Linked DNA regions of Homo sapiens: region 2 is linked to region 1. The links are chromatin contacts, found by Hi-C in ENCODE. All regions are on one chromosome and are shown on one strand. Each heading gives the region's core, a stretch centred on a gene start or an enhancer-like site at or near the end of the contact. The rest is flanking DNA. Distances are from core to core; before and after follow the strand shown. Region 1 has its middle 23 kb from the start of RASGEF1B. Region 2 holds the start of THAP9-AS1 (THAP9 antisense RNA 1).

The links. Hi-C counts contacts between places; a loop is a spot of excess contacts on that map. Pooled maps may share reads with other maps.
Region 2: a map of natural killer cell shows a loop between it and region 1 (7-fold over the local background). The contact joins the promoter of THAP9-AS1 here to the enhancer-like site in region 1. A Hi-C loop is called at or near these places in 3 of 168 maps with a recorded cell type or tissue (CD4-positive, alpha-beta memory T cell, naive thymus-derived CD4-positive, alpha-beta T cell and natural killer cell), 1 of 37 single-sample maps with no recorded cell type and 7 of 50 pooled maps.

What each region holds. Positions count from the first base shown.
Region 1 is chr4:81,491,401-81,498,885 of GRCh38, forward strand. No RefSeq gene overlaps it. Among named protein-coding and RNA genes, the nearest start is that of RASGEF1B, 23 kb to the left of the region's middle. RefSeq lists an enhancer at 2,224-3,423. Within about 2 kb of position 2,916, at least 6 of the 41 ENCODE cell types and tissues checked have a DNase peak (open chromatin) inside an H3K27ac peak, as active enhancers do; they include natural killer cell, where a contact is called at or near this core.
Region 2 is chr4:82,895,564-82,902,165 of GRCh38, forward strand. It overlaps THAP9-AS1 (THAP9 antisense RNA 1), which reads right to left and starts at 5,353. Exons shown (of 4, transcript NR_034077.1): 1 at 4,771-5,353; 2 at 4,514-4,660; 3 at 129-211. THAP9 (THAP domain containing 9) reads left to right here and starts at 5,172. Exons shown (of 5, transcript NM_024672.6): 1 at 5,172-5,319. The coding sequence starts at 5,240. SNORD143 (small nucleolar RNA, C/D box 143) reads right to left here and starts at 365; the gene lies at 290-365. SNORD144 (small nucleolar RNA, C/D box 144) reads right to left here and starts at 2,662; the gene lies at 2,577-2,662. It also overlaps a transcript of SEC31A not described here. RefSeq lists enhancers at 4,617-5,136, 4,752-4,871, 5,137-5,656 and a silencer at 5,182-5,531.

The DNA.
Region 1 (7,485 bases), core at 1,666-4,165:
CTGTAATCCCAGCACTTTCGGAGGCTGAGGCGGGTGGATCAAGAGGTCAGGAGTTTGAGACCAGCCTGGTCAACATGGTGAAACCCCGTCTCTACTAAAAATACAAAAGTTAGCTGGGCGTGGTGGCGGGCACCTGCAATCCCAGCTACTCAGAAGGCTGAGGCAGGAGAATCGCTTGAACCCAGGAGGTGGAGGTTGCAGTGAGCCGAGATCACACCACTGCACTCCAGCCTGGTTGACAGAGCAAGACTCCATCTCGAGAAAATATATATAAATAAGGACATTCTTGTGCATAGATAATGATATAATTGTCACCTAAAAAAAAGCAACAATATCCCCTAATATCCCTAATATGATCTAATTTCTAGTACATATTTAAATTTCCTAAATTGTTCCCAAGGACATTTTGAACCAGGATATACTCAAGGTTCATGTGTTATATTTGGTTGGTGTTTCTTTATTCTCTTTTAATTTTTATCAGTTCTTACCTCATTTCCAACCTTTTCTTGCTTTTCTTGACATTGTCTTTTTTGAAGAAGCCAGGACATTTGGCTTAGTACCAATTTCTGAACTTGTTTGATATTTTTCCTCAAAGTGTCATTTAACTTGTTCTTCTATCCTCTCTGTTATCTATACCTTGGAATGCAGGTCTTATGCCCCTATTGCTTTTAAGTGAAACATTGTGGCAAGAATGTTTCCAAGTCAATGCTACGTAGTTCATATTACTTCACATCAAAATTTCCATGACCACTTCCTCTTCAAAATATTGTGTGGTTTCCTAGCTATCTCTGAGGTCTGGCTAGACTAGTGGTTTCAACTCTGTCTTCACTTAGAAATCACTGGGGAGTTTTAAAAAAATATTTGTTCCTGAGTTATACCCCTAGAAATTCTTGACTTGGACAAAGGGATTGGTATTTTTGTAAAGCTCCCCAGGTGATTTTCATGTGTTAACTGGGGTAAAAAGGAACTGGTTTAGAATATAAGCTCTGAAAAGCAAGGGGTACACCTTCCTTATTTACTACTACATATTCTCAGAGTTGAGCAGATGGCTTGGCTCATAATTACTACTCAATATTACATGCTGAATTAATTAATTATTAGTTAATTAACATTCAGCTTACAGTCAACCTCATCTTCTTCCTTTCATACTTCTTCCTTTCATACTACATGGCGTACTATGAAGCCAACAGGTTAATTTTATAGCATCTTTAGAGAAATCACAATAGGCCACTGCTTTGCAAATTTCTGAAAACTACATATCAATGGGAAAAGAATCATTTTCAAACTTCTGAGAAAGGAAAAATGAGCAAACAATCATTCAGCTATAGTGTTACATTAGTTATGCTGCAGACAATTCACTCTCTGTTTTTCTTTTCACATTACCAGTTCTTCCAGTTCTTATTTTAATGACTGGTAGAAAGATTCCAAAATTACTTAAGGTGAAAGAAAGATCAGGAGTTTGTCTTGGTTGTAACTGTTGTTGTTTTAAAGATACTGAGCAAATTTTAACCATGTGGAGGAATGCTATAGAAAGAGAAGGATTTAGGGTATAGTTATACTTCTATTTGTTTGAATTTGACTTTGGCCAAATCCTAAGAACAGAATGAAAAAAGGTGTATGACTCATACGTGATTGCCACAATTCTACACCTGTAGCTTCAAATAAAAAGGAGTCAAGAATGAGTATCTTCTTGAAAAAAAAAAAGATAACCAGAGCAAATTTAGGAAATGATGAATATACACTTATTTACTGTACTGTTACTAAGTGAAAATCACTAATAATCCAATAGAAAATCAGAAAAAGACATAAACATACAGTTTGTACCTGAAAAGGCTTTTATACTGATAAAAAAGGGTCACTCTCACTCACAATAGCAAAATTGTAAATTAAAACTAATTCTGAGATCTTTTCCTTTAACTCATAAGATTTCCTTTAACTCATAAGAAAATCTACCATAGTGGAGGAATACGAATGCATATATGTTTTGATCAAATAATACCAACTAAGGAAAATTATTGTATAGATACCTTCCACTCATTATGTGAAATATCACATAAAGAACATTACTCATTCCATTATGAGAAAAGATTAGAAGCAACTATCCATCATTAGTGAATTCGATGAATAAATTGTATTTATTTAATAAATAAAATGTAATAACAGAATCAAACACTTTGCAGTATAATAGGAAACCACAGGGACACTACGTATTGATATGGAATGCTAATATATTGTTTAGTGAAAAAATATATAGAATCATTATGTAGAGTATCCTACAATATATATAAAAGAGGGAGACCAGGTATGATGACTCACATCTGTAATCCCAACATTGTGGGAGGCTGAAGCAGGAGGATCACTTGAGACCAGGAGTTAGAGAGCAGCCTGGGCAACATAGTAAGAAAAAAATGTTTTAAAAAATTAACTGGATGTGGTGGTGCATGCCTGTAGTCCCAGCTACTCAGGAGGCTAAGGTAGGAGAATCACTTGAGCACAGGTCTTACTCTGGGAGGCAGAACAAGACCCTGTTTTTGTTCGTTTGTTTGTTTGTTTCTTTGTTTATAAAAGGAAACAAGAAGGAATATATATTTGTACTGTAATATTTTATACATGAAAAATTGGGGTCAGATAAATAAGGAACTGGTAAGTAGTTAGCTATTTAGGGGAGGGGATGGGAACTTGGTGGGTGTAAGACAGTGGGTGGGAGAAACAGGAAGGAAACTTTTCACAAGACAGTTTGTCATATTTTATTGTGTTTGAACAGCATAAATATAGCACATATTCAAAAATCTAAAAATTTTGGAAAATCCCTATCAAAAGCCATGGGAAATGCATGTTTTTAAGTAGAAAGTATCCCAGACAGTCTTATATCCCTTATTCTTGCTGTGGAGTTTCAGAATCAATTCTATTACTTACCAGTTTCGCTAAAAATGAAACTGAAACTCTGCATACTTCTCATATACTTAGTCCTAAAAATAGACTCAGGGAAAAAACTCAGAAAAAAAACCTTCTCATGATAATTTTCAATATTGATTTTTGTTGCTTTACAGAATTACAAAGTTTTAGATTACACTTAAACATGCACTATTTAAAGCCAAACAGACCACTGTTGAAAGATATCCAAACCAAGGCATGTGCTTACATGATACTGAAGTAATGGTGTCAAAGTAAAATTAATCTTTTTCTCCCATCAAGCTCTCCATGGAATCCAAGAGAGGGAAACGCTATCTCACACAATGATGGAGAAAATTTCATCTAAGAAAATAAGGAATTATTATTATTATTATTATTATTATTATTATTATTATTATTATTTGAGACGGAGTCTCGCTCTGTCGCCCAGGCTGGAGTGCAGTGGCCCGATCTCAGCTCACTGCAAGCTCCGCCTCCCAGGTTCATGCCATTCTCCTGCCTCAGCCTCCCGAGTAGCTGGGACTACAGGCGTCCGCCACCACACCCGGCTACACCCGGCTAATTTTTTGTATTTTTAGTAGAGACAGGGTTTCACCGTGTTAGCCAGGATGGTCTCAGTCTCCTGACCTTGTGATCCGCCCACCTCGGCCTCCCAAAGTGCTGGGATTACAGGCGCGAGCCACCGCGCCCGGCGGAATTATTTTTTCACAGGCAAATCAATAAGATAAAAAGTAACTGTGGTTTGCTCATTTGCCTCTTAGCATCTACTACTTTGGGTTATCACTTATCTTTGTGCATGGATTCTATTACAAAAAAGTATGGGACTGTTATCATTAGCACTTTGTCCAGTGCAATGCATACGATAGATGCACCATAAAAGCCTGACCTACCACAGTGAAATATATGGGTTCTAGGGTCTCTGTGACCTTGACAAGTCAAACATTCTTTCTCTGGCTTAGCTCTCAATTTCTTTATCTGGAGGTGGAGTGCCTAACTTGGGATACCTCACAATGTTGATATAGTGGCCAAATAACACAATAAATGTAAAAGACTTTGGAAAGTATAAATGAAAGTTGTACTACTGTTACTGCAATTATGACACAGATATAAACAGATAGGGCAGAGGGGGGAAAAAGCTGATTCCAGAACATGCTTCATGGAGTCTCACTCCTACAGAAGAGCAAAAGGAAACCTAGGTAGGTTAAGTAACTTGCTCAAAATCAAGTAGCCAGTCAGAAGTAGAAGTGAAGACAAATTCTCATTCACATGTTTTGACTGAATGACTCATTTTTCTACTACTTTACTTCTATTACTTGGCCTTGAGAGCCTATGGAAAATGTGAAGGAGAGGGATCACCTGGTTACTCCAGTCATAGGAAGGCTGGAGAAACATTAAAGAAGTGATCAGAGAAAGCACAAAAGCATAGGAGAGTGGTGATCAAGTCTTAGTTGGGATGGTTATAAGTAGAAGTATAAGAGTGGAGGGATGTTACGGAAAAGTTTTACTAAGCATTTTTGACCTACCAAGGTCTTTATGGCTTTATCTCATGTAATCATCACAACAATCTAGTCAATGTAATCTCCATTTTCTAATTGAGGAAGTGAACAAGAAGCAGCTACTAGGTGGCTGAGCTGTGATGGATCTGGAACTGCGTAACTCTGTTCAGGCCCTCCGATTGCTATGCCTCATTCCACAATTACCAATAAAGATCATAGAGGATGTCGGCCCAATGGGAGAGTATTAGAGACTTTTTTAAGGGAATATATGCTCAAAATTTACACATTATTTATCTTCACTAAATATTTCCTTTCTAAATTTGTAGAGTAAAATATTAGTAAAAATCTCAAGATGGATTCATGTTGGGTATTTTCTTCTTGAAAGAGAAAAGACCTTCTTTAAGATGAACACCTTTAGGATCCTCCAACCAGAAGGACCAGAACAGGTGGTTTGAGTCAATGAATAAATGCTATCCCATAGGGGTCTTCAAATGAAATTAGCCTGGGATATTTCTGTATACCAAGTAAGTTACTGAGTAATAATAATATCCAACACATACACAGAACATTCTAAGTACCACGTGCTATTCTGAGAAGTTGCACATTCATTTAATCCTCGTAACTGTATGAGGTGAGTTCTCTTATTATCTTTATTCTGCAAATGAAGAAACTGAGACACAGAGAGGTTAAGGAACATGTCCAAGATCAAATGGCTAAAAAGTAGTGGAGCTGGGATTCAAACCCAGGTAGCTTGTTTAGCACTACTCAGTGTTGCAGACTGTGTATCACTTTGTATATTCCCTCACCTAGGATTTAATTTAAAAAGCAATTTTTCTGTCTAAAGTGAAGCTTTCAAATTCTGAAGTTAGATAGATAAGGGTTCACTTATTAATTAAGTCATTCTAATATTGATTCATTCAGTATATATTATAATCCTACTATGTAACAGGCTAAGTAATAGCAAAAGTAGACATAGCTTCTGCTATCTTAAAATTTAAAGTCTAACAAGGAAATACACTTAAATCAAATAATTGCAAATAAATATAAAATTACAAACTCTTGTAAGAACTATGAAGGAAAGATTCAAAATGTTATGATAAGATTTTTTTTAAAAAAGCATGTAAGAGGTATATGTCCTAGTTGAGGGTGGTGGTTCTGAGGAAATGACCTTTGAACTAGAATTACTAATTTAGGGTTCTTTGTTTTGTTTTTGTTTTATATTTTGTTTTGAGACAGGGTCTTGCTCAGTAGCCCAGGCTGAAGTGCAGCAGTGCAATCTCAGCTCACTGCAACCTCTGCCTCCTGGGTTCAAGCGATTCTTATGCCTCAGCCTCTTGAGTAGCTGGGATTACAGGTACTTACCATCATGCCCAGCTAATTTTTGTATTTTTTAGTAGCGATGGGATTTCACAGTGTTGGCCAGGCTGGTCTCGAACTCCTGGCCTCAGGTGATCTGCTCACTTCAGCCTCCCAAAGTGCTGGGATTACAGGTGTGGACCACCATGCTCGGCCTTAGGGTTCTTGAGTTAACATTACTAAACCTTAATTCCCACCTATGAAATAAGGGTAATGGATTGTCCTAAAGTCTTAGTAACATAATAAATGCAAAGAGGTTATCCCAGCACTCTGTATTTAATAAATGATAGTTATTGGCTTTGTGATATTATTTTTCTCTTTGCCCCTTGACAGGTATCCAATTAGAGAACAGGATACAAGGAACATGAAAACTGAGCATAACAGCCATCATAACATTAGAAAGGATGGGAGCAGGAAGAAAATATTTTAAAAACACTATGGATTTTAATTTGTAAAAAACAGAGTGATTCCAGTGGATTTAAAATTTTTAATAGAGTTAGTAAAATAAGCAGTAACCAAGTGGGAAAATAAATGCACATGGGAAATTTAATTATTCGTTAATGTTTTTCTGGCATTTCCAGAATTTTGCCTTGATATTGATTGTGTCTATGGAGAGCATGTTTTTCTGTGTTTTTAAGTATTTCTTTCAGTGTTATTCCTGGATTGACTGATTAATATGCTCTGACTTTTACCTACAGCTTAATATTGCAGCACGTAGGAGAAAAGGTTAGGTCGTCTGTAGTTGGTGTAAAGGCCAGTGGAGGTGGGCATTGAGAAGCTATAGCTCTAAGGAAGAAAGATATTTCAGAGCTAATATGTGGATCACAGAGGGTTTCCAACCTGATTGTTCTCTGCTTCAGCTTAGCGAGAACAAGATGGAAAGCCCTTTGTATCTTCATAAAAACTTATTTACTCCTTCCTGAAATGTGAGGTATCTCTGGAAGAATTTCCCTGGGGATAGGTTAAGTCCTGCTACATTTTTCTCCCAGAAATTTGCTTATCTTCCCTTGGGGAGAGCACTTCAAAGGTACAGAGGACACTTCAAAAAGCCCAGAGCCTCATCCATGACTGGTGTAAACTGATTGAGGTATGCACCCTGCAAATTCCATGAGTACGCAGGCAGGCCAGCAGGTAGGCGGGATGCTCCTGGGGAAAGGGCTGTGCTGATGTGGACCTGAGCACATTCTTATCCAGAATCCAAACTCCACCTCTCTTGATCTAGGGGAGAAGAGAGGAACTGTGGATGGAAGAGCAGTAGAGAGTGGGGGCATGGGAATCTATCCAGGCCACATCTGGACTTTAGCTATTATCCCCTATTTCACCCAGCTGGTTTTGTCCCCACAGAGACAATCACTGCAGTGGCATCTTTCAGGAGTCTGGTTGACTCGGGTACTCTGTAAAAAAGTTCCCTGTCCTTGATTCTTGTACTCTTGAGCACCATCAGCTCTGGAGTTTCCATCAGTAAAATAGTTGCTTTTCTTTGACTGGTCAGTCTAAAGCTAACTAACAAATGTGACTCACATCCCCTCTTTTATTCCTTCTGGGATAAATTCTGAAATATGAAAGGGAGCTATGTTACCATGCAAGTGTGACATTAAGTAATGACAGCCCTAAAAAAATCACCATTAACTATGAATGGAATTGCCATATTCTCTCTAAATGCAAGGGTGTTTTTCTCATCATCAGGGATGAGCACTAGAGATGTCTCATGTTTCCAGGG
Region 2 (6,602 bases), core at 4,103-6,602, 1.4 Mb after region 1:
AGAGTAAGGAAAAGAAATTTTTAATTCAGAGTACAGTATCCACATTAGGCTGAAATAAATGTCAATTTTCTGCTCATACCTGACCTTTTCTGTGTTCTTTTATCAAAATAAATGTGTAAGTCCCATACCTTATTATATAAATCTTCAACTTCTTGATCAAATAAATATGACAAATGATGTTCTCTAAGAAAAACACCCTTCAATTTTATTCCTAAAACGAAAAACATTCAAAGGAACTCATTGTGCAGAAACACAATATATACAAGTCTCATCATTTTCTTTTTCTATTATGTCCTCATCCACATACATTAATCACAACAAATCATGATGTGAACAGCAGTGGAAAAAATTTAATCATTGGACATTTATTTCTTGAACTTCAGCTCTAGTTGTAAGATTCTCATTGCTTAGCTCTTTAAAACAAATGCATATATTTATCTAATGTAGAACAGTTAAGACCTCCAATTTTACTATAATTGGGAAAAAAACTCAGAACAAAGATTATGTCAAGTGTATCACTGTATTGACTTTGTTAACCTGCTATACATCTGACACAAGGGTAGGTGTTCAACAAGTGAAATACCAATCCTAAAAAGCCAGAAGTCTGTATCTGCTTTCATAGGGTTATTATGAGAAATAAATATTGTTTAACAGAACCAACTCTTTCTTTTTTGAGACAGAGTCTTGCTCTGTCACCCAGGCTGGAGTGCAGTGGCCAATCTTGGCCCACTGCAACCTCCACCTCCTGGGTTCAAGTGGTTCTCCTGCCTTGGCCTCCCAAGTAGCTGGGGTTACAGGTGCGTGCCACCATGCCCGGCTAATTTTTGTATTTTTAGTAGAGACGGAGTTTCGCCATGTTGGCCAGGCTGGTCTTGAACTCCTGAGCTCAGGTGATTCACCTGCCTTAGCCTTTCAAAGTGCTGGGATTACAGGTGCGAGCCACCATGCCTGGCCAAGAAAACCAACTCTTTCTATACACTATATATAAAAATCTTAGCAGCCTGGGCAACACGGCAAAACCCCTTCTCTACCAAAAATACAAAAAATTAGCCAGGTGTGGTGGCACACGCCTGCAGTTCCAGCTACTTAGAGAAGCTAATTGGAACTAGAGTATGGCTAGAAATTAGGTATTCCTACTCATATAATTTTCCTTGGGGTGATACTAACTTGGAAAGTTGAACTTTCTAAGAATTTTTCAAGGAATATTGTCCAATTTCTTCTGTGCAGTTATACAAATATTTGCTATAGGATGGAGTAAAGGTACAGATGTACAGCATCATTGAAGGAGTTTGACCTTTTTCCCCAAAGCTTGATTTTTATCCACTATGATGAATACATTTTACTAAATACTTGCTACTCTTTTCCTTCTGCTGCTTCCACCCCCACCTCCCACAGGCTTCTACTCCTCATCAGCAAAATATAGACCTTGTCAAGCAATCAGAATGTTCCTAATTGGCAGAACACTAATTCGTGCCTGAGATTTATAATCTTTTGAGTCTTCTTGTTTTCCTTTCATCACTGCTCAAAAGTTCTATTAGAAGAAAAAACACTCCCCCTTTTCCTTTAAGTCCTAGCACTGCTTCTGATATTTGGAAACCACTTGTCTAATAACAGAAGCATTACGTATAAAACAAAGCATAACTAGTTTTGGAGCGTATTAGGGTGTAGCTGCCCCTCCATATCAGGCTTGATGCTGAGAAGACACTTCCAAGTTAGCATGAGATTCTAGAAGTAGAAATAATTATGTAACAAATAATGATATAACAATAATTTCAAAACTCCATGGCTTTCTGAAACAAAAGACAGAACTCAAACAATGAAAAATTCGGCAACACAAAAGGGTAGGTCCTCAACAAGCAAGATACCAACCCTAGAAAGCAAGAAGTCTATACCTGCTTTCATAGAGTTATTATGAGAAATAAATATTGTTTAAGAAAACCAACTCTTTCTATATACTGTATATAAAAAGCTTAGCAGCCTGGGCAACATGGTAAAACCCTGTCTCTACCAAATATACAAAAAAAAATTAGCCAGGTGTAGTGGTACATGCATGTGGTCCCAGCTACTTAGGAAGCTGAGGTGGGAAGATTGCTTGGGCCTGGAAGACAGAGGTTGCAATAAGCTGAGATTGCGCCACTGCACTCCAGCCTGGGTGACAGAGTGAGACCCCATCTCAAAAAATAAAATAAAATGAAATGAAATTAAAAAAAGCTCAGCATAATTTGTGGCCCATAGTAACTGGCCAATAAATAAATATCTGTTATTATTCTTTCCAAGTGGACAATTAATGAGATTATATACCATAAAATAGGTAGATTTCATTAAAGCCTTAATAAATGTTTTTTACTTGGACAATCCTCCATTTCCAACTCACTGCTATAGTTCCAGGAATACTTAATACATTTAAAATAGAAAGATATACTACCTTCCCTGCATATTTTGAGTAATTATCTTCCAAGACCCATGTATCTTTTCTCAACATCTCTGAGAGTACAATTCCTGAAAAGAGATATTTTCTTTTAAAATTTTTTGTGCAATAGTCAATGCCTTTGCAAATAACACTATCTTTAATACAGCTTACATATCCTCATTTAAGTATTCAATAATCACAACGGTTCATTATGTGAACAGCAGTGAAAAGGTTTAATCACTGGATATGAAGTTACTAGAAGAAGCAATGATATAACCAAATGATCAGATTGAGAACTTCCATGTCAACAGTAAAATAATCACAACAACAAAAAAAGTATAGATAAGTTATAAACAAATGTAAAGATACAAAAATACAACTAAGAAAAAAAAATTCCATCTATAAAGGATTACTTATTTCCTATGCAGAAGTAAATATCTAGAGCAGTGACCCCTTGCGGCTATTGCCTTCATTTAAGTAAATCTGTTCTGATAAAAGCAGTTTTCAGAAATTCATCTGAAATTAACAATTAAAGGAATGTTGTCAGAATAATGTAGGAAGCACACTATTTCATCTTTAGGAAAGGCAAATAGTTGCAATCCAATTAAACAGGAAAGAAAACAGCCCTCATTTCAGATGATGAACTGGCAGCAGTACTTTCAACTCTACCTTAAGAAAATGGCAAGTGAATGCCTGTATCTGCAAACTTTTGAGTCCTTAAGAAAAGGCAAACACCACGATGAGACAGCCACTTCACATGCACAAAAATGTGGAGAAACTGGCAGCCTCATCCACTGCTGGTGGGAATGTAAAATGGTGCAGCCACTAGGGAAAATAATCTGGCACTTCCTCAAGAAGCTAAACACAGTTATCTTATGACTCACCAATTCCACTCTTAGGTGTGTAATCAGGAAAATGAAAACATTTGTCCACACAAAAACTTGTACACAAATGTTCATAATAGTAAAAAAAAAAATTGGAAAACCCAAATGTCCACCAACTGTTGAACGGATAAACAAAATCTGCTACATCCATAAAATGGAGTACGATTCAGCAATAAAAAATAAAGTACTGATACGTGCTATAAGATGGATGAACTCTGAAAACATTCCAAGTGAAAGAAGCCAGTCACAAAGACCATATATTAGTTCATAATTCCACTTACATGAAGTGTACAGAGCAGGCAGAGGCACACGGAAACTAAATTAGTGTTTGCTGAGCGGGGTGGGGGAATATTTGGAGGTGCTGCTAGTAAGAATGAGGTTTCTTTCTGGAGTGATGAAAATGTTCTAATATTGATTGTGACTGTTCCACAATTCTGTGCATATACTAAAACCCACTGAATTGTACACTTTAAACCAATTAGTTGTGTGGTATGAGAATTATATCTGAGTAAAACTGTTACAAAAATATAAGGCAACTAATTTTTTCCTTAAAGATAGCTAAAAACAATGTTATTTTTATTCAGCCTCACTCGGGTCTTAATTGGTTGAGCAGGAAAAGGCTCTAACAGCCCAACCAACTTACAGTATTTAAATCCAGTTCTTACTCTCTGCACACACCTTACAGCCAAAAAGTATTTGCCCTGCACATCCCCCAGGGACCAATTTTTCCAAAGTTCCTTGACCATCTATCCTTAGGCCATGTGACTTTTAAGGAACCATAACCAAAAGCTATTAATTCCATTCAGAGAAGATACAAGCATATTATAATGGAAAACTGGTGTGAATAAGTAATACCTTAATATGTATCTTCGGCTGTAATCTGGACAAAGTAAACACAAAGGGGAAAAAGAAGCAATCTTGTTAGGCCTGGATATTTGGAATTATTTTTGTGTGCTATACAAAGAAACGGAAAAGTTGCAAACCCTTCTCTGTTTTCTGTATGCTAAGGATCTCCTTCTCAGAGACAAAAACCCACTGGCCCGTTTCCTTCTCTAAGCAAATTGAAATCTCTTCCTCAAACATAAGAGCTTATAACTAAGACATTGTTCTAAGCTCTATCTCCTGAAAGCTATTCATAATGCCTCATTCCCAACCAAAACCACTTAATTGCCCCTTGTCCCCTGCCCCTATTACTACTGAGGAGCCCCAAGAACCTTACCTTATTTCCTTCATTGTGGCAAAGTGTTTCAGAAAAGGGTTCCTTGAATTAAAAGTCGGCGTATCCTATTTGACTCCTGCTCCTCCGGTATCACATACCTACAGCCAACCATGCCAAGAGCTTCCCCATTATCTCCGCATCGGAGAGCTACAAGATAAAGCGCAAGAACACGACACGCATCTCAGTAAATCATATATTTTTGGCCCGACTCTGTCTTCAACACACCTAAGGCACCGTGTTTTATCCCTCTTCCATACCCTTTCCTCCCGATATCCTCCAGTTTCAGAGACCGCACCCGGAGACCCATTGGCAGGTTCCTGGATTCGCCTCAATTTTGGTCCTGCCTCTCTGCTTCGCATTTTCAGGCTTGGCCTCACAAGAAGGACGATGGCGCCAGATTGTGCCAGAATGGGTGAAAACAGAAGGAAAATAAACCGGTTGCAGCAAAACCCACTATTCCGCCTCCAACGCGGAGGGAGGAGCGGTCAAATGCACGTCTTCAGGCTCAGGCCCTTCCGATTGGCTGCTGGGACACAACGTGGCCTGTCATTGGCTACGGCACCGGCGCAGGGCCTTCGGAGAGGAAGTGTGGAAGTCCCGCGCCTCTAAAGCCCGCCTTTCGTGACAAATAAAGGTCGTAGCCGCAGAGTCAACGGGCGGAGCTAAAGTGGTCGTGATTCATGCTGTCGCGGGAACCCCGAAGGTGGGGCCCCACGTAACAAGAAGATGACCCGAAGTTGCTCCGCAGTGGGCTGCAGCACCCGTGACACCGTGCTCAGCCGGGAGCGCGGCCTCTCCTTCCACCAGTGCGTATGGGAGCAGCCTCGAAGCCTTCGAACTCCCTGCGGGGCCCGGCGGGCCGTGGCGTGGCGTGGGGCGGGGCCGGGCCGCACTGTGGGTCGCGCCGCGTGTGTGACGCGACGTGACGTGCGCAGCGTCGGGGCGTGGGAGCGGAATTGGGGCACTGTGAGAATTGAGATTCTCTCTCTTCCCGCCCAGTGTTTACCTCTGAATAGCCGGTTCTCGCACCGCCTACCGCTTTAAGGAGAGTTACGCGAAAGGAGTCCTCCATTAATTGGATGGTCTTATTATTTGAAGTGAGGAGGCCGAAAGGGAAGGCAGTTTAGGACAACGGTTGAAGTGTGTGTGTGGCGTCTTCCTGAGCACGAGTACAGATCAGTTTTCTCCTGTACTGCCTGACATTGCAAGTTCTTAAGTGCTGTTAGCCGAGCTGTGCAAGGCCGGTCCGATTCTGGCTGGATTTGATCATGGCAGGGAAGTTTCATTTGGCTCGACAGTGGGGAAGAATTTCAGATCAGTCTTATCTGAACTCATATCCATGGTTCAGACTGGTATAGGTCATTCAGTATTCAGGGTACACTAGCAAGTAGAAAAGTGGGTAAAATAGATCCTCACAGACAAAAGGAGCAGATTTATGGAAAGATCAAAAAGAACTTTATGGTTGGAAAGGGGGGGTAGGAAGAGGGTAGTTAGGAATGGCATGGGAAAATGTAAAGGATAGAAAGTGCAAATATAGAGGAGTGGAAAAGTACCTGAGAAACCATTTTAAAAATGTAAATGCCAGGTTAAGGAGTTTAGAGTATGTATGGTAGGCTATGTATAAAATTCATTGATTTTTTTTTTTTTTTGTTTTCTATTTTTTAAATAGGGCTGATTCCTCCACCTAAATTGTTAGCAGTGTGAACCAACTCATTGTGTATGTGAGACCATAATTGATTTGGGATTTTTCTTGTGATAGAGGTAGTTTTAAACTAGGGAGACATGAATTCCAATTTTAATTGAGTATTTACTGATGTCTGTACTTGGCTCTGGGTCTTGGTTTCTTCTTCTGTAAGAGGAATAAAAACCTGCCTTGTAGAATTTTGTAAAACTAAAACGTAAGACTTTATAGCATATGTAACGCACAAGGTAAATGCTTTAAAAATGGTATTATTACCAAATTAATTTTTTCCAGAACTCAAAACTAGTTATGCTAGTTAGATTACAATATTTCCCAACATTTTCCTTCTTTTTTTTTTTTTTTTTTTTGGAGACGGGGTCTCACTTTGTCGCCCAGGCTGGAGAGCAG